Regions from separate parts of the Homo sapiens genome. Here region 2 is linked to region 1. A link is an interaction called in ENCODE POLR2A ChIA-PET data of the cell type or tissue named here. Cell type or tissue: GM12878. All regions are shown on one strand. Links, peaks and the distances in the headings refer to the core of each region. The heading gives the core; the rest is flanking DNA.

What was found. ChIA-PET counts read pairs that join two places held together with the same protein. Peaks named below come from ENCODE experiments on the same cell type or tissue, not always from the same donor. Only the 100,000 strongest peaks of a DNase experiment are listed, where the experiment ranks them.
Region 2: POLR2A ChIA-PET joins it to region 1 with 5 read pairs; 10 of 35 experiments call an interaction of 5 or more read pairs at or near these places.

What each region holds. Positions count from the first base shown.
Region 1 is chr1:26,539,562-26,544,704 of GRCh38, reverse strand. All of the region lies in intron 2 of RPS6KA1 (ribosomal protein S6 kinase A1), which reads right to left. Among named protein-coding and RNA genes, the nearest start is that of RPS6KA1, 12 kb to the right of the region's middle. RefSeq lists enhancers at 1,726-2,370, 3,043-3,092, 3,103-3,152 and a silencer at 2,613-2,662. In GM12878, for the core only: CTCF peaks have their summits at 1,449 and 2,693 (motif pointing left); DNase peaks (open chromatin) are centred at 1,370, 2,324 and 2,634; H3K4me3 peaks cover 2,203 bases; H3K27ac peaks cover 3,651 bases.
Region 2 is chr1:26,610,984-26,616,126 of GRCh38, reverse strand. No RefSeq gene overlaps it. Among named protein-coding and RNA genes, the nearest start is that of MIR1976, 59 kb to the right of the region's middle. In GM12878, for the core only: no CTCF peak of the experiment used is centred there; no DNase peak of the experiment used is centred there.

The DNA.
Region 1 (5,143 bases), core at 579-4,578:
TAGGAGATCGAGACCATCCTGGCTAACACGGTGAAACCCCGTCTCTACTAAAAATACAAAAAATTAGCTGGGCGTGGTGGTGGGCACCTGTAATCCCAGATACTTGGGAAGCTGAGGCAGGAGAATGGCTTGAACCTGGGAGGGGGAGGCTGCAGTGAGCCAAGATCGCACCACCGCACTCCAGCCTGGGCGACAAAGTGAGACTCCGTTTCAAAAAAAAAACCAACAGGCAATGACAGAAGGGGACATGTATCCAAAAGGCAGAGACAGATGGTGACACAAACCCAACAGGCAAAGACAGAAGGGGACAGGTATCCAACAGGCAGAGACAGATGAAGACATAAACCCAACAGGCAGAGACAGAAGGGGACATGAACAACAGGCACCTAACATGTGACATGTACCCAAAAGGTGAAGTCAGGCACTTATCAAGTGGAGACAGAGATTGGAACCCAACCACAGACAGAGGTAGGCAGCAAAGAGAGACAGCGGGAGAGTCAGCGAGCCCCAAGCAGACTGACAATACCTAGGGCAGATAGGTCTGACACCTGGCAGACACACGGGCAGGCAGCAGGGCAGGGATCCCCAGGAAGGGGTTAAGGGCAGAGCTGTGGGTTCTTGCTGCTGTACCTGGGGTGGGGAAAGAGATGAGGGGAGACAATCTGCAAACTCCCACCACTCAGGAGAGGACTCTCGTATTTCTTGCAGACCCACCTCTGAGATCTCCCATTTCCCTAGGATTTTCCTCCTATGCCAAGACCTGAGGGGGACCCAGACAGTAGCTGAGAGGACTATCTCCTGAGTGCAATCTGATGTCTTTGACTCTGATCATATCCTAAAAACTGTTATCCTCATTCCAGGAATAGGAAACTGAGGCCCAGAAGACAGTGACTCACCAAGGCTCAAAGCAAACAGTGGCAGAGGTAGCTTGGACCCAGGCGCCTCCCTGCTTACTGCCTGGCCTGGGGTCAGCAGGCATCAAATGCCAGGAAAGTGTGGGCAGGTCAATCAGCCAGAGCCACGTCCTGCCCACCCACATCTGCCTAAAACCCCTTCTCCTTCAGTACTAGGGTCCGTCTGTGACCTCCCACTGTAGGTCCTGGCCCTCGGAGACACAATCTTATCTTCAGGGGAAGATACCTAACCCTTCCTGACAGATGGAGGAGTGGGTGGAACAGCCCCACAAAAACACCACAAAACTGCAGTCAAATCAGACCCCTGAGTGTAACCTCCTGGCGGGACAGGCAGAAAGCCTGGCTCAAAGAGGGACTAAGAGGGGGCCAAGCCCACATGGCAATACCTGCACACCCCACCCTGAGATCTGAACCTCCACCTCACCTGTCTGCCTCTGACTGAGAGCACTCCCTGGGGACAGAGACAGGAAACCACCCAGAAATCCCAAGGGACAGAGCCACCCCCAAACCCATTCCTTGCCCAGTCATGGTGACAGACACCGCTGGAGGCAGGCGACTCTTCTGCTCACCTTTCTGGGACAGGGAACCAAGTCTCTCTCAACCCTGGGGAAATCTGCTGGGGTCTGCATGGTGGGGCTCAAGCCGGTGACCAGAGGGCCCCGTTACTCTTCCTACTTCTGCTTTTTTTAGCCTTCCTGGCCCAGAAGGCAGGGTCTCTGGCCCCCCTCCTTCTCACTTCCCCCTCTGCAGGGAGGAGGGGCAGATGATGGGTCAGGCTCCTCTATAGAGGAGGGGACACTGCAGACCCCAAGCCCATGACCCCAGGGAAGGCCCAGGGGCACACCTCTCCCTATGTCCTCTGACTCTAAGGAGGAGAGACAAGAGCAGAGACAAAAGTCACAAGGCGATAACGCAGTGTCACAGTGGGCATATCAGCACCCGCAAACATCCACGTGAGGGGAGGACCTGAGAGAATGTGGGGCAAAAGTCAGCAAAGGCCACTGTCCGACTGTCCAGTCCAGAGCTTAGATACTGTGTCCCACCCCTCCATAGCATCCTTCCCATGGCTATGCCCACCCACAATGGCAGCCCAGAAAGCAGGCACCAGTGGCCCCCCTCCGGTCCTGCCCTGCTCAGCTGCCCCGAAGAAGGCTGCCAGTCCCAAGCCCCAGGATGGGTAAGGCGGGCAGAAAGCCTGACCAAGGACCTCACAGAGGTCTGAGAGGAGGAGCAGGCAGCTATGGGGCAGGGGTTGACCAGGCCCAGCCCCTTTCTACGTGGCCTCATTTCATCACTCATACCAGCACAGCACAGGCACTGACATGCACACACACACACTCAGGCCGATGATCGGAAACCCTGTCCGCAGACAACCCCTATGCAGAAACACATGCCCCCACGCACACACGGACTTCCCCTTCCCTGTCCTTGCAGAGTCTCTGCGGGTGGATGGCTGCCGGGAGATTGTGAAAGATGCCTCCCTCAGCCAAGCCTCTCATTGCTCTCCAGCTTCCTCAGACAGGGGTTTGGAGGCTGGGGCAGCTCTCGGAAGCCCCAAAGCTCACCCTCCCTACCAACCCCTGGTCCCTCAGATGCAAAGAAGGTAGAGAGGTAGCTACTTTGTGGGAGGAGACTCTCCAGATACGGGCTGAGATAAACCAAGGGGCCTAGTCCACACGAGCCTCTGTGGCCAGCAGGGTACCAGAAGGGGCAACAGGAAGGAAACAGTCTCAGAACTGCCTTTGCTGAAGGCTGTGTGGGCCCTGAGGCCTCTGGTGGCGGGCGGGGGGAGGACAGCCACCAGCCCACATCCCTTGGTCCCTGCCCCATCCCCCGCATAGGGACTTCCTCTTTATTTACTTCCTCCTACAGGGCAGCTGGAAGAGAAGCCCAGAGCCCCCAGGCCTGATCCGTGGTCTCTAGGGTTCCCACCCTGCCAGCTGTAGCCAAGCCCACCTGCCAATCCTGGCCCTAACGGACACCAAAAGCCCCTTCCCCAGCTGGCAGCATTTGCAGGGCCCTTCCAGGCGCTACCCCCTCCCTCAGTGGGACAGATGTCCTCAGACACATCTCCCAGCGTGCCTCCAGGCAGGTGAGGAGGGGTCCACAGCTCCCTGGCAGCCTTGAGGGGGAGCTGGCCTCCAACACTAGGTCAGGACTGGCATGGAGAGATGATGGTAAGTGTGCCTCCTACTGATTGAGCAGTTGCTGCACGCACACAGCCTTTTTTTTCTTTGAGAGGGAGTCTCACTCTGCTGCCCAGGCTGGAGTGCAGTGGTGAGATCTCAGCTCACTGCAACCTCCGTCTCCTGGGCTTAAGTGATTCTCGTACCTCAGCCTCCCGAGTAGCTGGGACTACAGGCACACTCCACAATGCCTGGCTAATTTTTTGTATTTTAGTAGCGACAGGGTTTCATCATGTTGCCCAGGGTGGTCTCAAACTCCTGAGCTCAGGCGATCTGCCCGCCTCGGCCTCCCAAAGTGCTGGGATTACAGGTGTGAGGCACTGTGTCCGGCATTTTTTTTTTTTTTTTGAGACAGAGTCTCACTCTGTTGCCCAGGCTGGAGTGCAGTGGCATAATCATGGTTCACTGCAGCCTCTTGGGCTCAAGCGATCCTCCCACCTCAGCCTATGGAGTAAGCTGGGAGGACAAGTGCGTACCACCACATCTGGCTAATTTTTAAAAAATTTTTTGTAGAGGGCCGGGCGCGGTGGCTCATGCCTGTAATCCCAGCACTTTGGGAGACCGAGGTGGGCGGATCACCTGAGGTCGGGAGTTCGAGACCAGCCTGACCAACATGGAGAAACCCCGTCTCTACTAAAAATATGAAATTAGCCGGGCATAGTGGCATATGCCTGCAATCCCAGCTACTACGGAGGCTGAGGCAGGAGAATCGCTTGAACCTAGGAGGCGGAGGTTGTGGTGAGCCAAGATCGTGCCATTGCACTCCAGCCTGGGCAACAAAAGTGAAACTCCATCTCAAAAAAAAATTTTGTTTTTTGTAGAGGATGGGTCTCCCTGTGTTGCCCAGGCTTGTGTTGAACTCCTGGCTGGGCATAGTGGCGTGCGCCTGTAGTCCCAGCTACTCCGGTAGCTGAGGTAGGAGGATCACTTGAGCCTAGGAGGTCAAGGCTACAGTGAGCTGTGGTTGTACCACTGCACTCCAGCCTGGGCAACAGAGGGAGGCCCTGCCTCAAAACAAAAACAAAACCAAAAAACCACAACTATCCTGAGACAGCCATAATCAAGGTGTTGTGGGTGCCCAGAGGTGGTGACTATTTGCCAGTGCATGAAGTCAAGAAAGACCTTCCAGAGAGGGGCAGCCCAGCTGGGTCCTGAGGATGAACAAATGTTGGCCAGGCAGAAAGGAGGAAAAAAAGACACTCCAGGTAGAGAAAGACCTGTGTGACCAAGGGGCTTAAGGCCAGGAGGGTAGAGTGGGAAGTCAGGAAGAGCTGGCCACTCACTAGCTGGGTGCTCCCGGGCAAATCTGTTTCCCTGTCTGAACCTCGGTTTCCTCCTCTGTAAAATGAAGGTTAGAACAATATGCTCCACTCTCAGATTGTTTCTAGAAGCAAAATGGGCCACAGAGACAAGGGGATGTTGGAAACAGAACTTCTCCCAGGTTTACTTAGTCTTACTGCTGTGGGGTCTCCCCTGGGCAGGCTGAAGGGACAGAGCCCAGCCACAGGGCCCCAGGTACTAGGAGGGTGGCTGGCCTTCTCTGACCAGGCCAAGGGAAGTTCCTCCCAACACCTGAGGCTGCCCAAGGCTCCCTGAAGTCCACAGTCACATCCTGCCTAAGCTCTGGCCAGGGGAGCATGAGGGATCCGGGAGGGATCAGGGTTTCATAAACAGGAAGAGAGGAGGGGAGGGGAGACGCTCAGCTCTCAAAATAGACCTGCAGGCGCTTCAAAGGGGTCCAGCTCCGGAGATAGCTGGGGGAGGGGGCCTGGGATGCCCAGTCCACTCCCAGAAGGGAGGGAGGGCAAATGGAGCCCCGGTGTGCCTTAGGGTACCACGTGCACCTAGGTGCTGAGGGGATCCAGAGAGTTCTCACCCTGGATGGCTATCCACACTATTGCTGCTAAAAGCCAAATCCCAAATCCCAAATCCCGCTTTCTGCCTGAAATGAATAAAATAAACAAGCATTAAACAGCAACATTGTGCCACAAGCCCTGTTAGATACTTTAATTTATATGTACCACATTCTCTTTTCCAGGTAGC
Region 2 (5,143 bases), core at 688-4,687, 71 kb before region 1:
ACTTTGGGAGGCCGAGGTGGGCGGATCAGTTGAGCCCAGGAGTTCAGGACAAGCCTGGCCAACATGACAAAACCCCATCTCTACTAAAAATACAAAAAAAAATAGCCGGGTTTGGTGGTGGGCGCCTGTAGTCCCAGCTACTCGGGAGGCTGAGGCATGAGAATCGCTTGAACCTGGGAGGTGGAGATTGCAGTGAGTGGAGATCAAGCAAGACTCTGTCTCAAAAAAAAAAAATCGAATTGTAACACCACACTGCAATTCTAGAGGCCAACAACATGTTAAAATAATGTGGGCAGGGCACAGTGGCTCACACCTGTAATCCCAGCACTTTGGGAGGCCAAGGCGGGCAGATCACGAGGTCAGAAGTTTGAGACCAGCCTGGCCAACATGGTTAAACCCTGTCTCTACTAAAAATACAAAAATTAGCCGGGCATGGTGGCGTGTGCCTGTAGTCCCTGCTACTTGGGAGGCTGAGGGAGGAGAATTGCTTGAACCCAGGAGGCGGAGGTTGCAGTGAGCCGAGATTGCACCACTGCACTCCAGCTTGGGCGACAGAGTGAGACTTTGTCTCAAAAAAAAAAAAAAAAAAAGAAGATAATGAAAAAAGATAATGTGAACTGGCCAAGAATCGCTTGAACCCAGGAGGCGGAGGTTGCAGTGAGCCAAGATTGTGCCACCACACTCCAGCCTGGGCAACAGAGTGAGACTCTCTCTTTCTCAAAAAAAAAAAAATAATAATATTAAATAATCAGGTAATGTGAAGTGAGTGGCTATAGGAAGGGTGAGGAAAATAATCAAATCTGGCAGACTAAGAGAACTCAAGCAGTGCAGCTTTGCGTGGATGGTTGAAAAGCAGTAGCAACTGAGATCAGCCTTATACTTCACATACAAAAATCAGATGAGATGACTCATCTTGAGCAAAAAGTGTCATGAAGCCCATGAAACCAACTAGAAAAGCTGGGTACTGGGAGACAAAGACAAGCCAACCAGTGAGCTGGTTACCTGTTCACCCTGGGAAACTGGTTCTCTAAAAATTGTTATTTTATGGAAAATAAGGCTGACCTCAGCAGCATCTTTAGACAAAAATAAGACACCCATGACTGTTAAAAGAAACAATGAAGTTGTCTTAACAATCAGAACCAAATTCTTGGTTCCTCCAATCCAAAAGGGAAAATTGAGAGGAGGCAGTATGGCTCTGTAGTCAGACAAACCTGAGACTAGAATCCCACCTCTGCCTCTGCTAAGTGACTAGAGCAAGTAGCTTTACCACTCCAAGCCTCAGTTTTGTCATCTGTAAATGGGAATAATAACACAAAGCATGTTGCAAGGATTATTTGATACTTTAAATGTAAAGCATACTTAGTACAGTTCCTGACATGTAGAGCCCAATGTTATCAAAATAAAGTTTTATTGGGGGGAAAGGGGAAGAAAATGTGACCATATTAGTGTTTGTGATATAGACTCTGCTATATAGAGATAGTGACATTATACAAAGGAAATGGAGAGCCATGATCTCCTATCTTAGGTGATCACTAAAGGGCCTAACTAAAGCTTAGAATTTCCATAGCTTGTGGGAGAAAGCCAGCTGAAATAGAATTGCAAGTGTCCTTGCTCCAAATGCAAGGTAAATGATTTCCCTTCTTTCTCCTTTGGTTCTGTTTTTCTCTTCATGCTTTAATCATTTTGACACCAAGCTGTACAAAAGTAATTTGAAATTAACATGTCTGACACTTGGTAGCTAGCAGAACCTGATTCTGAACCCTGCCCCCTCTCCAGGGCAGCCAGAAGTCATCTTTCATTGGTTACTGGTCCTGCAGCAGCTGATGAAGGGCCCAGGAAAATACATCCAACAATTAATTTGCTAATTTAGTTTTCTGTTTAATCTGAAACCAGAAAATCTTCTATCACCCAGAAGCTTGGCTTTCTGGCTTGAACATTGACTTCTGAAACTTCTTGTTTAGTGAGCAAAGAAATAGAAGAGAAAGGGAAAAAGCCTAACTACTTAGGTACATATCGTTACCCCTGTGCCCGTCTATTTTCAAAATGTTTTTCTGTAGGATCATAGAGTTCACAATTTCTTTTTCTTCTTCTTCTTCTTCTTTTTTTTTTTTTTTTTTTTTTTTTTGGTTAGAGACAGGGTGTATGTTTCTCAGGCTGGAGTGCGGTGGTGCAGTCACAATTCACTGCAGCCTCAATCTCCCAGGCTCAGACAATCCTCACACCTCAGCTCCTTGAGTAGCTGGGACCACAGGTGCGCACCACAATGCCGGGCTAATTTAAAAATTATTTGTAGAGTGGGTGCGGTGGCTCATGCCTGTAATCCCAGCACTTTGGGAGGCCGAGGCAGGCGGATCACCTGAGGTCGGGAGTTCGAGACCAGCCTGACCAACATGGAGAAACCTTGTCTCTACTAAAAATACAAAATTAGCCAGGCGTGGTGGCGCATGCCTGTAATCCCAGCTACTCGGGAGGCTGAGGCAGGAGAATCACTTGAACCCGGGAGGCGGAGGTTGCGATGAGCTGAGATCACGTCATTGCACTCCAGCCTGGGCAACAAGGGCAAAACTGTCTCAAAAATAATAATAATAATAAATTAAATTAAATTATTTGTAGAGTTGGGGTGTCCCTATGTTGCCTAGGCTGGTCTTGATCATCCTGCCTTGGCCTCCCAAAGTGCTGAGAAGCCACTGTGCCCAGCCTTTTTTTGTTGTTGTTGTTGGGGGTGGGGCTGGGGGGCGTGAGGTACAGGGTCTTGCTCTATTGCCCAAGCTGGTCTCAAAGACTTGGCCTCAACTGATCCTCCTGCCTTGGTCTCCCAAAGTGCTGGGATTACAGGGGTGAGGTACTGTGCCCAGCCCCACGAGTTATTTTACCAGGAGAATTGGAAGCAATACCTTCATATTCAGTGTAGGTAAGTGCTTTGTGAGCTATGGAGAATTTCCAGACCAATATATGTTTAAGATTTAGAAAACTACTTTAGGGTTTCGAACAGACCCAGATGAGTTTCTAACATTTGAAGTAAGTATTGCTCTAAGTTGTAAAGCAGCTTTCAGCTTCCCTGGAAACTTTCCACTGATTTCAATAGGAAGAGGCAAAGGAAATTTGTATCAGAGATTGAAGAGATTTGTATTTGACTCTTGGCCCAGAAGACAGACAACAGGTATGCTATGACAGGTTCCTCTGGTAAGTTTTCCCTTACTGCCTTACTGGAGAGTAGTTCAATTAACAGGAAAAAGGGGCAGGCTTAACTTTTTTTTTTTTTTTTTAAAGAGATGGGATCTCGCACTGTCACTCTGTCACCCAGGCTGGAGTGCAGTGTCACAATCTCAGCCCACTGCAGCCTTCGCCTCCCGGGTTCAAGTGATTCTCCTGCCTCAGCTTCCCAAGTAGCTGGGACTACAGGCGTGTGCTACTACACCCAGCTAATTTTTGTACTTTTAGTAGAGATGGGGTTTCACTATATGTTGGCCAGGCTGGTCTTGAACTCCTGACCTCAGGTGATCCGTCCTCCTCAGCCTCCCAAAGCACTGGGATTACAGGTGTGGTGTGAGCCACCGTGCTTGGCCCGCTTAACTCTCTTTCTTTCTTTTTTTTTTTTTTTTTTGAGATGGAGTCTCATTCTGTCACCCAGGCTGGAGTGCAAGTGGCACGATCTTGGTTCACTGCAACCTCCACCTCCCAAGTTCAAGCGATTCTCCTGCCTCAGCCTCCTGAGTAGCTGGGATTACAGGCATGCACCACCACACCCGGCTAATATTTGTACTTTTAGTAGAGATGGGTTTTCGCCATGTTGACCAGGCTGGTCTCCAACTCCTGACCTCGAGCGATCCACCCACCTTGGCCTCCCAAAGTGCTGGGATTATAGGCATGAGCCACCGCGCCCGGCCAGCCCGCTTAACTCTTAAGTATGTACCAAAACCCATGCCCTTTCTATTACTCAGAATGTATTTTACTCAGTTGGTGATTTGATTTTACTTCCTATTTTCCCATCTCAGTCACGTTAGACTTTTTTGCCTGACTTCTAAGACCTTGTGTATTCTGTCCCAACCCTACTTATCAATCACTATTTCTAACTCTTCATCAAAGTGTCTATTCTAATTTGGCCAAACTCACCGTTCTGAGAACGTGCCCCTATGTTCCTGCCTCCGAACCTTTGTTCATTTCCCTACTGATTTTCCTCCACATGCTTCTCTCTCCTTTATTCAAATCCTATCTGAACCTTGAGGCCCACCAGGGTCTTATTTCCTCAACTCAGTCTTCCCCACTACTAATTTCTCCCTTCCTGTACATCGATAGCATTATGTAGTGTTCCAAATTGTTGACCACTCTAGTGAAAATCATGTTCAGTTATTTCATATCTCAGGTCTAACTTTACAAATAAACTATATTTTATATACCTTTATAAAATATATAAAGGTATTTCTTGGGTATCCCTTACAGGGATTCCTCACTGGCCATTCATGATAATCACTGGATGCTTATTTAAAAAATAGATGATCAGGTTGTATCCTCCCAGAGATTTTGTTTTGTTAGAACTAAGATGGGCTAAGGAATCTGTATTTTTTGCATACATTCAGGTACCTAACTAATCCCCTGATAGGAGTTGGAGAATCACTGCTCATAGCACTTGCCATAGAAGACACTCAACTTGAGTATAAACATTTGGGTGTTAATTACATATACAGTATATACTTATTTATACTACATGGTGACCTCATAGGTGGGCACTCTACAACCAAGTCTACACTTTAGGGCACAAGTTGGAAGGCAGATAATCTGGTTCACTCTCCGTGGCACCGGTTTGGTATGTTTGAAAACAGAATCTCCTTTAGGTCTGTGATCTCTTGGTAATTACGTTTGCAGAGTAGAACAGGTTGATAGAATTGTAGCTGATTAAAAACAGTTTCCTATTCTCAATCAATTGCAGTCTGTAGCATTTGTTTGTGGAGTGATATTTAGGGGGAAGGAGACTGATGTGGGAAAAAGCTGGTCAAATTCTGCCCCAGGCATTACAAAATTAGTAAAATGAATCTTCCTGCCCACTCCTCACCTCATATCCTAAATCCAGCTCAAGTGTTAAACGAAGAAGGATTAAGCTGTGATTCCCCTCCTGGGGTACTTGTGTTTTAGAGGGAATCCTCTG